2 separate regions of the Homo sapiens genome follow, and region 2 is linked to region 1. A link is a loop called in an ENCODE intact Hi-C map of the cell type or tissue named here. Cell type or tissue: PC-3. All regions are shown on one strand.

Region 1 (8,000 bases):
AAGGATTTCCATTTTTTTTCATGACAGGAATTATAACAATGGGGCAGCAGTGAGGATGGTGATATTTTATCCATCACTATATAGTTTTAGAGGGGAGGCATGCCATCCACACCAGTTTAGTACATGTTGCTGGAATCCTCCTACCTCAGATCTTTTTTTTGGCTGGTCGGTGGGTGAGGGGGGGTGGGGGAGGAGACGGGGTCTCACTCTTTCACCCAGGCTGGAGTGCAGTGGCTCCATCATAGCTTACTGCAGCTTCGACCTCCAGAGCTCAAATCATTCTCCCACCTCAGCCTCCTGAGTAGCTGGGACCCTGGGCACACAGCCATCACGCCCCTGCTAATTCTACTTCAGATTTTGACTACTGCTATAAACACAGTACCAAGCACATAAAAGATACCTGATAAGTATTTTTCAACTGATAAATCTCTCAGGTGTGACTCTCCCCACTCTAACCCAAAAGCATCTCTGCCCCATCAGGTGACACGAGTTATCTCGACCACCTGAAGTGCCACCACTGGAGATTTCTAGTGCATCAAACATATTTTTAACACATGAAAATACCAGAAGGGGTAACAATCACATATGGCCTTATCATAACTCTAAAAGCATTTGCTTATCAGAAATTTTTCTCTTGGAAACAGGTTTAATGTCAGTCACTAAAGGCTTAAGAGTTGTACTAAGGTAAACAAGAGGAAGAGGAAAATTAATCATTTTGGACCTTGGGACATTGCTAAGGGATCCTTGTAGGTATACATGAAGACAGTATGAAGACTTAGGGGTAGAGGGAAAGAAGAAAGGGTTCAAAGTGTGGCAAGATGGTCTGGAGGGGTTCCGGGAAAATGTCTGATCTTCTGTGTATCTGTGCCTGTGCTCACCTGATTAGGGCCCAAATTCAATCCGTGGCCTTGAAGATACCGTACATAACTTCTGGAATGGCTGCACTTTCAGGCTGGCCACTTGCTGAGTAAAATTCAGTCGGAAGTTGAGAAGAGGTGCTCAAGGTCAGAAAGGGTATCAGAATCAAGTTACATGATGAGATATGGAACTCCAAAATAAAATGAGAGAGGGTTGGTAGCTTTTTTGCAGAGAATGGCACAGATGTTCAAATATCTTGTAGGTAGTAAAACATTTTGGGAAAAACATCAAAATTAGACATGTGTCTAACTCTGACACGATGCAAGAGACATGAAGCCCAAGAGACCTATAATAAGCTTTTATTTTCCTTTAGGTAACGACAATGAACACACAGAGCTGCAGGCATGTCTAAACATCTTACTCTTCCCCTTTAAGTTTCTTTAAAGAAAGATCATCTCCCATCTCTCTTTACTTCAGAAGAAAGGGCCACACTAAAGTAATAGACACACATGACTCTAACCCCAGTTTTATGGGGAAGAGTCAACTAACGTTAGTGAGCACTTTCTATGTGCCAGGCACCAGGCAAGGTGCTGGGAATATAAGGAAAATAAAGTCCCTGCTTTCTGCTTCAAGGCACCTGAAGCCCTAGTAGAGGAACACATCTGGAACAGAACAGGGATATGGGGCCTGGAATGATTTTGAAGAAGAGGCAACATATGAAATGGGTCTTCAAAAATGTAAAAAAGTTTGTTCAATAGTGTCCTAGGCAAAGAAAGCATAATCTGATAGGCAGAGAGGTGTGAGGAAAGGTGGACTATTTAAAGAATGGCAAACAGTGTTACTGGGGCATAAGAGGAGATACAGGGGTATGTGTGTATATTTGAAGGACATAAAAGGGGCAATTCCAGCTATGGAGTTTACAGTTTAGTCTCTTAGAAAATAGGAAGCTATTCAAGCAAAAGAGTAAATGATTGTCTCATGCTTTAGAAAGTCCTCTTGCAGCACTGCACAAGGCGGTGGAAGTGGGTAAAGTGGACACAGGGATGCCATTTGGGAAGATCAAAAGGAACTTTAAAAAGACTAGTCACATTGAGAAGGCGAGAGAATCACAATGATTTCAGATTGGAGTTGGGGATACCCAGAGATCAGTATTTTTTTTAACCACAATCCATGATAAGAAATACATTTTAACATCATGACCTGGCATACATGCTTATATGACATAACCTGGCATGACATGCCATATGCATACAAGTGTGACATGTGTGCACATGTGTATAAATACACACACACATAATACAAAGGTTTCACTAATCAATAAGAAGCCTAATGTGTGATGATTTTAGTTCTATATCATTAAAAAAACTGGTAATCAAAACCCATTTATAGGTCAAAATATGTAGTTTTAAAAGTGCTCCATAGGCCAGTGGACATAGGTAGTGTTGTATTGAGGGCTGTGGCTATAGAAGACAGTGCTAGAGGCCTGAGGCACTGCCATGTTTATTATCCAAACATGGGGAAAAGAAAACAACGAGAGATGTTCCAAAATAGTGGATTTGTCCTACATAGATGTTTTCTTTGTATCCTATTGATTTTAAGGTTGTTGCTGACCTGAGGTATTTAATGTTATCTGTGTTACTTAAGTAATGATTTACCATTTGAAGGGACTTGCTGTTCTTTTATAGTCCTACAGGTTGATTGCACTGCATGGACTAATTAGGTATTCATGAGCATATATATATATATATATATATATATCACAGCCAGGCTTTTAGCAAAGCTCTTTATCTGTGCTACTGATTCCTGCATGATATTTCTGGAGTCAATCTGTTGCTACGCTTAAAATTAAATGGAAGAGGCTGCTGTATCCAATGGTTACTTCATCTTATAAATTATTCTGTAAAATGCTTGAAGCCCTGGAGCATAGTTGTTTTTTAAAAAACATCAAAACGTAGTGTTAATTTTGGTCTTGATGACCCTGCCCTGCAGAGTTAGAGCTGTCCAGTCTGCTCCTGGGCAAAGCAAAAGTGAATGCTTTTAGCACTCAATGAATGTGTGTACAGGTTCTGTTCAATCATTCCCAACAGTAGTCCCCTGGGATTGACAAGGCCATTGACTAGTTAGGAGAACTTTAAGTACATACGCATATAGCTTTCTTTTCTCTTTCTTTTCTTTTTTTTTTTTTTTGAGACAGTCTCGCTCTATTGCTCAGGCTGGAGTGCAGTGGCATGATCTCAGCGCACTGCAACCTCTCTGCCTCCCGAGTTCAAGCAATTCTCCTGCCTCAGCCTCCCAAGTAGCTGGGACTACAGGCACCCGCTGCCACACCTGGCAACTTTTTTTTTTTTTTGTATTTTAGTAGAGACGGGGTTTCACTGTGTTCCCCAGGCTGGTCGCAAACTCCTGAGCTCAGGCAATCAGCCCACCTCGGCCTCCCAAAGTGCTGGGATCACAGGCATGAGCCACCGTGCCTGGCCCATATATAGCTTTCTTATCTCTGACAGTAATTTTCATTTTTACGAAAATAATGGTTGTCATTCTGCTCTCCCATATTAAAAACATGATATATTGCTGTATCATTTACAAAGCACTTTTACATATATTATTATTATTATTTACTGAGATGAGGTCTTGCTCTGTTACCCAGGCTGGAGTGCAGTGGCAATGATCACAGCTCACTGAAGCATTGAACATTTGGCTTAAGCAAGCCTTCTGCCTCAGTCTCCTGAGTAGCTGGGACTACAGGCATGTGCCACCATGCCTAGCTATTTTTTTTTTTTTGCTAGAGATGGGATTTTGCTATATTGCCCAGGGTGATCTCAAAGGATCCTCCCAAAGCTCTGGCATTACAGGGGTGAGCTATCACATTTGGCCCACATTTATTGGGCACTTAACAATGTGCCTGGCAAAGTGCTAACCACTTGATATGCATTATCTCACAGAATCTTCAGACCAAACCTATGATGTAAGTACTGTTCACAGTATAGATAAGAAAATTAAAGAAACTTGCCCAAGGCCACAAAGCCACTAAGGGGTGAACCATGATTCAAACTTAGGTTTGTCTGTCTTCAGAAGTTAACTTCCTAACCACTGAATCATATTTCATCTGTTCCACTAAATACATTTTTCTGGGGCTTAGCAATGCCAGTTTATTTACCTAAGATTATCAACAAACGAGTGGTAATACCAGGACTCAAACTCAAGCCATCAACACTAAGTCAGTGAGATCTTCATCACCTTACACTGCCCCACAATAACCCCAACAGTAACCCTGTATACAGTCAGCTGTATTCACAGGCCAGACACAAGAGGAAAAAGGAGAGGGAAAAGGCTACTCAGGAGTCACAGGCATAGAATGCTGCTGGCGCATACGCCTGCTCTCTTTCCATTTAAAGTCAAAAGGAAAACAGAGGAAAGAATGCACAAGATGTGGCAAGAAAAAAACTGAAACCGTATTACTTTACACTAATTTAAGGCAGCTGTATAACCTATATATTAGGAGGCAGAGAGAGTTCAAATGACAGAAAAGAGGTAGTATATGGACTAAACAAGAATACGTGTTTAAATATTTAAAGAACTTCTGAATCTTGATATGTGAAAGTCAGTAATAAAAATGAAAATTGATGAAGTAGTTACTATATCTTTCTTTCATAAGAGACTAGGATAAGAAAAGTACAAAAAAATTCTTAACATTGGAAGCATTACAAAGCAATCTCTCAATGAGAGAAAAACTCCAAACTAGCAGTTATAAAAGTGTACATTTAGAGCCAGGTACAGTGGCCTGTGCCTATAATCCTGTCTACTTGGGAGAATGAGGCAGGATCACATGAGCCCAGTTCAAGTCCAGCCTGGGCAATACAGGAAGATCCCACCTCAAAAAAAACAAAAACAAAAACAAAAACAAAACAAAACAAAAAAAACCACCACATTTAATTTACATAAGACAGATTATTAAATCCAAATTGTGCACAGGTCTAGAAAAGAGATCAATAACTGGAATCAATTGCTTTTAAACAGTTAAAAATCCTTCTCTAAAAAGAATTATGAGTACCAAAGCCTGCTGAAATCTAGCATGAGCACTGAAATTAATGTTCAAAAAATAGGTTTGTTTTTTCTTTTTTTTTTTTTAACGCTATTTTATTTTTGAGATGAAGTCTTGCTATGTTGCCCAAGCTGGTCTTGAACTCCTGAGCTCACGTGATCTACCCACCTTGGCCTCTCAAAGTGCTGGGATTACAGGCGTGAGCCACTGTGCCCAACTTAAAAAACAGGTTTTGAAAGCAAGTTTGATAAAGCAATTTATTACAATTTTCTCTTCTTCAACAAGCTATTATTTCAGCTCTAACTCTGGTCATATACTTGTTTTTGGATCTCTGCTTCTTTTTCTGGCAACATATTCAAGAATTTAAATATTCACTAGGCTTTATGGAGCAGTAAATTCGGAATAATGTTTAAACAAATACTCCTAAAATATTTTTCAACAAATGTTTGTAAATGGATGTTGAAAGTAAGCCTGTTTTTTAAAAAAAAAAAAAAAAACACTACCATAGACCAGAGCGCCAGTTTAAACAGAACACTACTTCAAAAGCAAAATTCATTATGATGAATGTGTCAAGTGAAATTAGAAATCCACTAATGCTAATTGGATATATTCTGAATGTATTAAACTTCTGAAGATATTTTTATGAACCCTTTGGAATTTCCTATTAACACCCACGCATGGCTGCACTTTGGATGTACCCACAATTTGACACAATATAGGTTATTATGCTTAATAACTTTCGATCTCTCAGGGTGATTGCATAAAGAAATGAGAAAAGCTACAGTGTGAAAACACTCCTTCTAAAAGGAAGGGAAAATGAAATACGAAAAAGCTTGAAGAGTAATGACAGAGTAAACATGGTTGTGTTTTTTCAAATAAAAGAATTATAGAGCCAGAGGGTCACCATGAAAATCTAACACACAAAAATGAGAACTTGCCAGCCTATGGAAACATAAAATATTTCATGAATGGTTTTACAGATAAGTTCAAGGAGGGTTATCAATCAATAGATTGCATTTCCAGAGTGGTCAGTGAGTAAATCCAGGGCATTCAAACAAAGTCCCCAGCTGGTAAAACTGATGTCACTGAGGACAATCCCATTAGTTCCCCTGTAGTCTCTTGGTACCTCTGTCAGAAGCAGCTCACTGGGCTTCATGGAAGGAAGGTCCAATAACCAACACCAATATTGTTAGAAATCAAAATGATAGCAGAGCAGAAAAAAAAAAACAACTCACAGTTTGGCATGTGTGAATATAAACAATAGGAGCGGACAGAAAAGGTGCCTTAATGTTATAGGCAGTTACTAAACACACATAAATACAGCCTGTGAAATTGCCAAAGCATCAGACATCGTTTTGGACAACTTAGCATTATACAATGAGGGCATTTTTCTTACAGGGGTCATTGATGCATGGACTCATGAAATGATAAATGACTATATGGTGTTCATAACTATAAAGAGAAATTATGATATTAAATAATTATGATATTATAGGGACAAAAGCAACTTCATAGTTTCATCCCAGGAGTATCCTGGTGAGGGGTGGCATGTGACCACAAAGCAGGGGTGGGGTTAGGAACGTTTGGCCACACACGTGTACACTGGGCTGGCTTTCCCCAGCTTCTGATGGCCCTATCCTCATCTCTTAGCCCTCCCCATTGAGGGAGGTTATGTTGACATCTGCTTCACTACTGAGTTTTTTTCCCACTTCACATAAATATACTTAGCCTGTTTAGCCTGTGCCTGATGTTTGGTCTTCACAGAGGAGATGCTCAAGGCCAAAGATAACATGCAATGCCTTTTGTTCCACCTCAAAAAAAAAAATACTTGTTGGCCAAGGAGGTAGGTAACAGGCCAAATTCTGATTTTCTTAATGCGATGAGGACTTTCCCTATTGCACAAGATACAAAATGTTTCTAATACAAAATGTCTATTTTTGCACATCTGCCCAATAACAGCTCAGTTAAAAACAGGCCCATCAGATTGACAGTTTCCTTAACTGCTTAGTTCCTGTTGCCCTGCAGATAGCAGAAAAGCACTTAATAGCAGCCACGAGGCAATTTTTTCAGTGAGACTTATTAATCTTTATACAGTCATCCTCATGCAGCCATCAAAGTGAACTTAATGACAAATCAGTTAAAATAAATTACTTTTAGGAACTTGTTTAAGCATCAGATAAAAAACAAACCACATGTGACACCTCTTCGGTCCTCACCGTGACGGCATATAATTGTCACCATCTGTGCTGTTTATTCCATTTGCCCAGCCTATCTGCTAACCCACCACCCCCAGAGCAGCTCCTTGCCCTTCTGTGTTCTGTTCTGGGCCCCAGGAGGCTGACCTCTATGCACCACAAGGCTGTGTGTCTGCATCAGCTGTGCCCCTGCTCTCTGGCTTTCAGCCGGGCTCAGCCAATGAGAGGCACCAGAAAGAGACCAGAGAATGGGAGGAGGGATGGCAGGAAGTCACCCCCTCCTCACTGCTCCTGCAGCCAGGCCGCCCCTCGTCCTGGCTTAGGTTCTCCAGGGCTCTGATGTCACGCACCCTCCCCTTACTCTGTCAGGCCCAGGTGTGCTTTCTAGCTTCCAGCTGCTGCTAGGCCCCAGGTGCCTCACTAGCCCTAGCTGGTTCCCATAACCCTGCCCACATCTCCATAAACAACCCCTTAACTAGTCTCTCTTCAGTCTAAACACCTGTTGTCAGCCAAGACCTTGACTGACACACTGTCAGCAGCCAGAGGCTCCACACTGGGATCACTTACATGGACTGTGTGGACAAGGTCGGCCACCAGGCACTGCTTCAGCTTCTCATCACTGCCGGTCCCATGAAGCACAAGATCAGGCATGTATGTGGGGCAGTAGCCCGCCAGAAGTGAGCGGCCAAAGTTCCTTACATTCTGGGTGCTGATGCTCTGAGACCTAAAACAACATGTGGCCCATTAAAATGCACAGCTAAAAATGTACTTTTTTCTTTCATTATAATTGGTACAAGCACTCCAATGATACAGGTAAATAAAATAGATTCAGGGTGGTCCATGTCACCAACCCTCAAGTAAGTGGATCACAGGTGGGAGAAAAGGGAGTTTTTTAAAGTGGAAGG
Region 2 (8,000 bases), 200 kb before region 1:
ATTATAGACATGAGCCAATGTACCTGGCCCAAATAGTTTAATTTCAAACATAGGAAATAGGTAAGTAGTTGAATTGAATTGATTATTTACCTGCCAATATATAACCAGAATGGTTTTTGCAATGTAGTTTCTAATTATGATCAGATTAATTACATTAGTGAAAAAGTAATTGAGCATCTTTTTTTCTAAAATTGCTTAATATTTATTTGAAGATAATATTTCAGCACTCCCAGCTTGTCATCAAATGCCTTTCTTAACCTCCTATTCTCAGTCTTCAGTCCATTCATTTTTTCCAGGTTCATATTTGATAAATCCTTCTGCCTTTCAGGTTCAAAACACACACACACACACACACACACACACACACACACACACACACAGAGAAAAGTGGAATTGTTAGATTTAGATTATTCATTTTTCTGCTTGATTTTCTTCTTTATGGTTTATCTCCTCATAGTAGAAGCACAACATTTATTTATTTATTTATTTATTTATTTGAGATGGAATCTCACTCTGTCACCCAGGCTGGAGTGCAATGGTGCAATCTCAGCTCACTGCAACCTCTGCCTCCCAGGTTCAAGTGATTCTCCTGCCTCAGCTTCCAGAGTAGCTGGGATTACAGGTGCCTGCCACCACGCCCACCTAATTTTTTTTTTTTTTTTTTTTGCATTCTTAGCAGAGATAGGGTTTTGCCATATTGGCCGGGCTGGTCTCAAATTCCTGACCTCAAGTGATCTGCTCGCCTTCTCCTCCCAAAGTGTTGGGATTACAGGCATGAGCCACCACGTCCAGCCTAGAAGCACAACTTTTAAAGAACTCTCATGTAAACCAGGTTCATTAAATGAGTAAGTGTTGAGTTTCAGCAGAGTCTGGATGGGAAAATATGAGAAAATCAAGAATCCAATAATCTGTACACAGAATTCCAGGCCCTCCTTGACTCATTATATCACTTCTAAAATTTAGTTATAAGTAAATAAGAGTTAACTGTACCACTGTTTATAATAATGCAAAGGTGGTTACAATCTTAATATTCAACAAGAAAGGGCTTATTAAATAAATTATGTTAAAGCAATAGAATAAAATACAGCTTTAAAATCACATTTTCTTTTTGTTTTTTTCTCTCTCTCTCTTTTTGGAGACAGAGTCTCACTCTGTCACCCAGGCTGGAGTGCAGTGGAGTGCAGAGCAAACATGGCTCACTGCAACCTCCACCTCCTAGGCTCATGTGATCTCATCTCAGCCTCCGAAGTAGCTAGGACTGCAGGAGTGCGCCACCACACCAAGCTAATTTTTATATTTTTTGTAGAGACAAGGGTCTCCCAATGCTGCCTAGGCTGGTCTTGAACTCCTGAGCCTAAGCAATCCTCCTGCCTGCAGTCCCAAAGTGCTGGGACTCCAGGCATGAGCCACCATGACCAGCCTAAAATTACATTCTCAAAATTATTTAATAACATGAGTATTGCTCACAATATGCTTAGTAAGAAAAAAATCGGCTGGCCATGGTGGCTCATGCCTGTAATCCCTGCACTTTGGGTGGCTGAGGCGGTTGAAGCACCTGAGGTCAGGAGTTCAAGACCAATCTGGCCAACATGGCAAAACCTCGTCTCTACTAAAAATACAAAAAATTAGCCAGGTGCAGTGGTGCGCACCTGTAATCCCAGCTACTTGGGAGGCTGAGACAGGAGAATCACTTGAACCCGGGAGGTGGAGGTTGCAGTGAGCCAAGATCATGCCACTGCACTCCAGCCTGGGTGACAGAGTGAGACTCCGTCTCAAAAAAAAAAAAAAAAAGAGAAAGAAACAAAGAGTCCGGGCACAGTCATTCGTGCCTGTAATCCCAGAACTTTGGGAGGCCAAGGCAGGCGGATCACAAGGTTAGGAGATCGAGACTATCCTGGCTAACACGGTGAAAACCCGTCTCTACTAAAAATACAAAAAATTAGCCGGGCATGGTGGTGGGCGCCTGTAGTCCCAGCTACTCAGGAGGCTGAGGCAGGAGAACGGCGTGAACCTGGGAGGTGGAGCTTGCAGTGAGCCGAGATCGTGCCACTGCACTCCAGCCTGGGCTCTGTCTCAAACAAACAAACAAACAAACAAATTACACTTCACACCTGAATTTACCATGATAGCCCAATTTTGTTGTTTTTTAAAAAGAGGTATAGCTATATATACATATAGAAATAGAAATAGATGGTGGGGGGCACTCATATGAGGAGATACCAAAAGTGTTAATAATGGGGAATCGCTGCTTTAATCTATATGTCACAATAAGTTACTGCCCATTTATGAATTAGCTCAAGAATCAATTAAGGGGCTCAATGAGGGGCTCATGCCTGTAATGTCAGCACTTTGAGACCCGAGGCAGGAGGACTGCTTGAGCTCAGGAGTTCAAGACCAGCCTGGGCAGCATAGGGAGACCCCTGTCTCTACAAAAAAAATTTTTTAATTAGCCTGGTGTGGTAACCTGTGCCCATAGTCCTGGTTACTTGGGAGGTGGAGGTGGGAGGATCACGTGAACCCAGGAGTTCGAGGTGGCAGTGAGCCGTGATTGTGCCATTGCATTCCAGCATGAGCAATGGAGTGAGACCATCTTAAAATAAATAAATAAATAAATAAATAAATAAAGTCTTTGTTGTGCATGTATCAGAACGCATATATCTTTTCTAGATTGTAAGCTTCTAGAGGCGAGAGAAAAAGTCTGTACAGTCACTTTGTACATCAAGACATGCCAAAAGACAACTGGGATTCTCACTATTATTCCCATTTCCCATTATTATTATTTGACACTTTTTATTATTATTTGATTATTTGATAATAATGGGAGATGATGGAATAAAGCAAAAGATCATTTTGAGACTGTAGGTGGGATTTAAATGCTAGAGAAGTGCTTCATAGGTAACATAAATAATACAATTAAAATTAAAATGCTTTACTATTTTTACTTTTTTTTCAGCTTGAGAATGCATTAGTGTTTTTTAAAAACACTCTCCTCAAACCCATTTTTCCTATTACTAAAAATCTAATTAAAAGCAGGAAAGAACAATCAAAACCAAAAGGTGATTAAAAGTAAAAAGTAATATCCTGTGACAATTTTCATGTGCCAAATATAGAACTCACATAGAACACCAAATTAAAGCAGAAACCAAATGAAATTCAGGATTCCAAATTTTTGTGCTTTAAATATATGGTTGATCTCTGGCTTGGTAAAACCAAACAATTTGCCATGAAAACAGCCAATACAAAAACCCCAAGTCTTCTTGACTAGAAGACTTCTTGAACAGAAATCAGTATATTTGTCTTAGCCTGCTCAGGCTGCTATAACAAAATACCTGGAACTGGGTAGCTTATAAAAAACAGAAATTTATTTCTCGCAGTTCTGGAAGCTAGAAAGCCTGAGAACAGGGTGTGCACCAGCAGATTCGGTGTCTGGTGAGGATCAGTTTCCTGATTTCTTAGAAGGCAGCTTCTTGCTGTGTCCTCACATGGTGGAAGGGGCAAGGAAGCTCTCTGGAGTCTCTTTTTTTGGCCACTAATTCCATTCATGTGGGTGGAGCCCTCATGACCTAATTGCCTCCCTAAAGGCCACACCTCTAAAAAACATCACTTTGGAGGTTAGGATGTCAACACATGAATTTTGGGAGGGACACAAACACACCATGACAGTGTTTTAAAGTTTCCAGTTATTATTATTATTATTTATTTATTTATTTTTGAGATGGGATCTCACTCTGTCACCCAGGTTGGAGTGCTATGGCATGATCTCAGCTCACTGCGACCTCCACCTCCCAGGTTCAAGTGATTCTCCTGTCTCAGCTTCCTGAGTAGCTGGGATTACAGGCTTGCACCACCACACCCAGCTAATTTCTGTATTTTTAGTAGAGATGGGGTTTCACTGTGTTGGCCAAGCTGGTCTCAAACTCCTGACCTCAAGTGATTCACCCGCCTCAGCCTCCCAAAGTGCTGGGATTACAGGCATGAGCCACCATGCCTGGCCTCCAGTTGGTTTTTACATGACAAATTAGTTTGTCCACTGGATCATATTGATCTAGGAAACTAGGTAATGTTCAAGTTGTGTAGGACCACCTCTATCTCCAATGTCAAGTGAGAAATTTGTCTTTTTACTTCCTGCTTTTCCTTACAATCCACCCACACAATCCCATGTCTTTCCTTACAATCCACCCATGCAGTCATCAAGCTTTCTTCACCTTCTAACCCTCAGCCATTCTCCATTAAATACCCAGGCTTTGGAAGGTTCTCTCAAATTTATTCAGCCTAAGATAAAAAGTGCTGACCAACTTAGTGAAGTGCTTATATGAAAAATATTGGCATTTGAGTAGAGGAAGTCTTGAAGCCCTCAGTGTTTCTCCACTGGGGCACTATTTGCCCTTAGGACAGAGCCATTTCCATGCCAGTAGGAACTCCGCACTCTCATCTTTTCGAAATTCAGAAACTTGGTGTAGAACTAGTGCTATCAAGTTCTAGTCTGGATTCCTGCCAATTGCTTGGGGATTTATTTATTTATTTAAGGGATATTTATTGGAGATGTACTACAAAGCCAGGCACTGTTCTGGATCTCAGAGCAAGCTTTGGTGCTCATGACTGCACAGGAATCATGACGTAAAATACATAATACACTGAAAACTTTCTTTAACAAACATTATTTGTATGCTGTTCTTTCCGATTTTCCCCCTTTACTTTCCATTTAATTTTTGAAGCAAAATCAAAAAAATAAAATCAAAGTTTAGATTTAACTTTCAAATATCTGTCTCCCCAGTCCTCTGCTTTTTTTCACATTTAAAAATATGATTTTTAGAGGTAGCTTGCCTTTTTTTCTATGTTATTTATATATAAACTTGAGACTCTTGATTACATCCCCTCTTTGGTAATTGGAAAAGAAAATGAAAGTGCCACCTGTTTGCTACCGTAATAGCATTGGTTTACATATCTCAGTTTCAGTACTTTATTTGACAGGATATTACTTTGTTCCATTAAATTGAAAGCTTCTGTTTTCATTTTGTTTCCAGTATATTAGTCATCATCACTCTGTTACCTAAGAGTTTCTTTCTAGGTAATTAAAGATCTCTTTGTATCATGCTTTAACACTGAGTTCGAAATGAATTAACCAATGGGACTTTGGTCTCCTGAGTTTGGTAACATCTGCTTTAAGGAAAGAAATTTTTCAATAAATTTTAAAAGTGTAAAAGAAAAATTTGATTATACATTTCTAATACAGCTGGGTTTATAAAGCATGCCATCTTATTAAATAATGAGAGTAATTTATAAGAAAGTATTACTAACCTCAAACGTTGGGTTAGAAACCAAAGAAGCTAACCTTCCCTCCCAAGAAAAACCCTCCTAAGAAAAACACATTAAAAGAAAATCTGGGCCAGGTGTGATGGCTCACACTTGTAATCCCAGCACTTTGGGAGGCCGAGGCGGCAGATCACCTGAGGTCAGGAGTTTGAGACCAGCCTGACCAACATGGAGAAACCCCATCTCTACTAATAATGCAAAAATTAGCCAGGCGTGGTGGCAGGCACCTGTAATCCCAGCTACTTGGGAGGCTGAGGCACGAGAATCACTTGAACCTGGGAGGCGGAGATTGTGGTTGTGGTGAGCCGAGACCGCACCATTGTACTCCAGCCTGCGCAACAAGAGCGAAACTCTGTCTCAAAAAAAAAGAAAATCTGTTTAGGCCAGGCGCAGTGGCTCGCGCCTGTAATCCTAGCACTTTGGGAGGCCAAGGTGGGCAGATCACCTGAGGTCAGGAGTTCGAAACCATCCTGGCCAACATGGCAAAATCCTGTCTCTGCTAAAAATACAAAAATTACCCAGGCATGGTGGCAGGTGCCTGTAATCCCAGATATTCGGGAGGCTGAGGCAGGAGAATCGGTCTAACCTAGGAGGTGGAGGCTGCAGTGAGCCGAGACGGCACCATTACACTCCAGCCTGGGCAAGAGCGAGACTCCATCTCAAAAAAAAAAAAAATCTGTTTAGTGCCAGGAATGGTGATGCATGTCTGTAATCCCAGCGACTCTGGAGGCTGAGGTGGGAGAATCCTTTGAGCCCAGGAGTTTGAGGCTGCAGTGAGCTATGATTGTATTACTATACTCCAACCTGGGCAACAGAGCAAGACTCTATCTCTAAAGAAAAAAAGAAAGAAAAGAAGGAAAAAATTGTTTAAGTATGTTTTAAAGTATTTATTACTGTTTATTACCATTAAAAAATGGACATCAGGACTTTACCCCTACTTTTCCTATATTTTAAATTGTGAACATGTATTCAAACTGTAAATGAAAATAACATGCTTTTATTAGGCATTTAAAATAAAATGCTTTTCATAATATGCTGGGTTTTTTCATGATATGCTGGTTGTCCCATTACTATTCTAGTAACAAGACATTACATAGATAGATATTTCAACTAATAGAAATCAAAACAGCAGTTACAAAAATAGAAGTAACCATGAAATTAATTATAGCTTGCTGTATGCTGTATAATAATAACAGAGTAAACTTATCACCCAGAATTAAAACTATAGGTCAAAAGAGCAATCTTTTGGGAGTTGGTAATCTTTAGCCATCAGTGAAAGTGTTAGAATGACACAGACCAAGGTTTGAGGATAAGTTTTAATGCTTATTGGAAGTGTGATCTTGTTTTAATAACCCTCTGAGCTGCAAGTTCTTCACCTGTAAAATCGGGACAATAGTGTCTGACTCACAGTTGTTGGGAGAATTAACATGTGTGAAGCACATAGTACACAGTACCCTATAAATGTCAGCATCATCCTCATCATCACCACCGTCCCCATCATTAGAGAAACTAAAAGCCAACTATTGGTTTAAAGGCCTAGTTAGTGGCAAAATCTTCTTGATTACATGGAAAAAAAATTAGTGCCACCAGCCAGGGTTTTTTTTCTGCTGTAAATGGTGAAGCAAAAGTTTTAGCATTATCCAACGCTCATGGATGTTCATCACTGTAAACTGTGAGCCCTCATTACAAAATACTGAAGAGCTTTCAGAATTTAAAAAAAAAAAAAAGATGAGTCAAATTATGTTCTGCTTGATGCTTGATAGTCATGGCATCACTATTTTAATTGGATCTAAAAATGTGAATGTTGGTGATTTATGCATAGTGGAAGTCCCTGAGTATTGGTCTATGACACATCCTGTCACCAGATATGATTGCTTTGTCCTACACGCTGTTGGCACAGATGAAGTTAAAGTGACCAAGATTATCACACAGGATTCAAATCCAAGTTGGCCCACCTCTAAAAGCTTTCATTATGCCACGCTGTCTCTTTGAATTTTTTCCAGGCCACTCATCTACTAGAAATCTCTCATCATTATAGAAACACAATTACAAAATGATCCAATACAATGCAGTGGTATTTTAAAGTATGGTTAGAAAAAAATGTTAAAGGAAAATAATAACCTTTAGATTTTGTTTACACAATACTTGATGACAAGTTAATCTTTGAATATCACGGATAATATCTCATTGACATATTTATGTATATGACTAAATTGAATATTCGGTTACATGGTTGTTTCTGTCACATGAAATGTACATGTATATGCATGTGTATCTGTCTGTAGGTAAATAAGGCCATGCTGCAAATTTTCTGTTTGACCCTCCAGATCACCACCCATTTCCACTCTCGTCCCTGCACTGGTAGGCTGACCTATAAGGACTACATCAATGGACTCTGTTGTTTGCTTGCTTCTAGGCAGGTTCAACTAATAGAGTACATCAGCAGGAGATGGGAGAGAAGGACAGCAAGAGTTTGAAGTATTTATTCCCCATGTCCCTCCCTAAGGTGGTCACTGTGAGAGGGCAAGGGCTCCATCCTTGACCAGACTTCAGATTGGTAAGGCCCTTGCTCTTACCAGCCCCAAGAAATTGCATCACTGTGGTTTCCCCACATCCCCCTTGCATCCTTGTAAATAGTCTCTTTATTAAGCTCTCTTGAAAATCCCTAATGTGAGTGTCCCATCTTA

Evidence for each region. Hi-C counts contacts between places; a loop is a spot of excess contacts. Peaks named below come from ENCODE experiments on the same cell type or tissue, not always from the same donor. Only the 100,000 strongest peaks of a DNase experiment are listed, where the experiment ranks them.
Region 2: a loop joins it to region 1, with 2.8 times the contacts of the local background. A loop is called at or near these places in 2 of 110 quality-filtered maps.

The regions. Positions count from the first base shown.
Region 1 is chr4:158,870,132-158,878,131 of GRCh38, reverse strand. FNIP2 (folliculin interacting protein 2) reads right to left here. Exons shown (of 17, transcript NM_020840.3): 14 at 7,663-7,819. Among named protein-coding and RNA genes, the nearest start is that of FNIP2, 110 kb to the right of the region's middle. In PC-3, no CTCF peak of the experiment used is centred here; a DNase peak (open chromatin) is centred at 4,011; H3K27ac peaks cover 855 bases.
Region 2 is chr4:159,074,830-159,082,829 of GRCh38, reverse strand. It overlaps a transcript of SPMIP2 not described here. Among named protein-coding and RNA genes, the nearest start is that of RAPGEF2, 24 kb to the left of the region's middle. RefSeq lists an enhancer at 4,930-5,079. In PC-3, no CTCF peak of the experiment used is centred here; a DNase peak (open chromatin) is centred at 4,489; H3K4me3 peaks cover 683 bases; H3K27ac peaks cover 1,133 bases.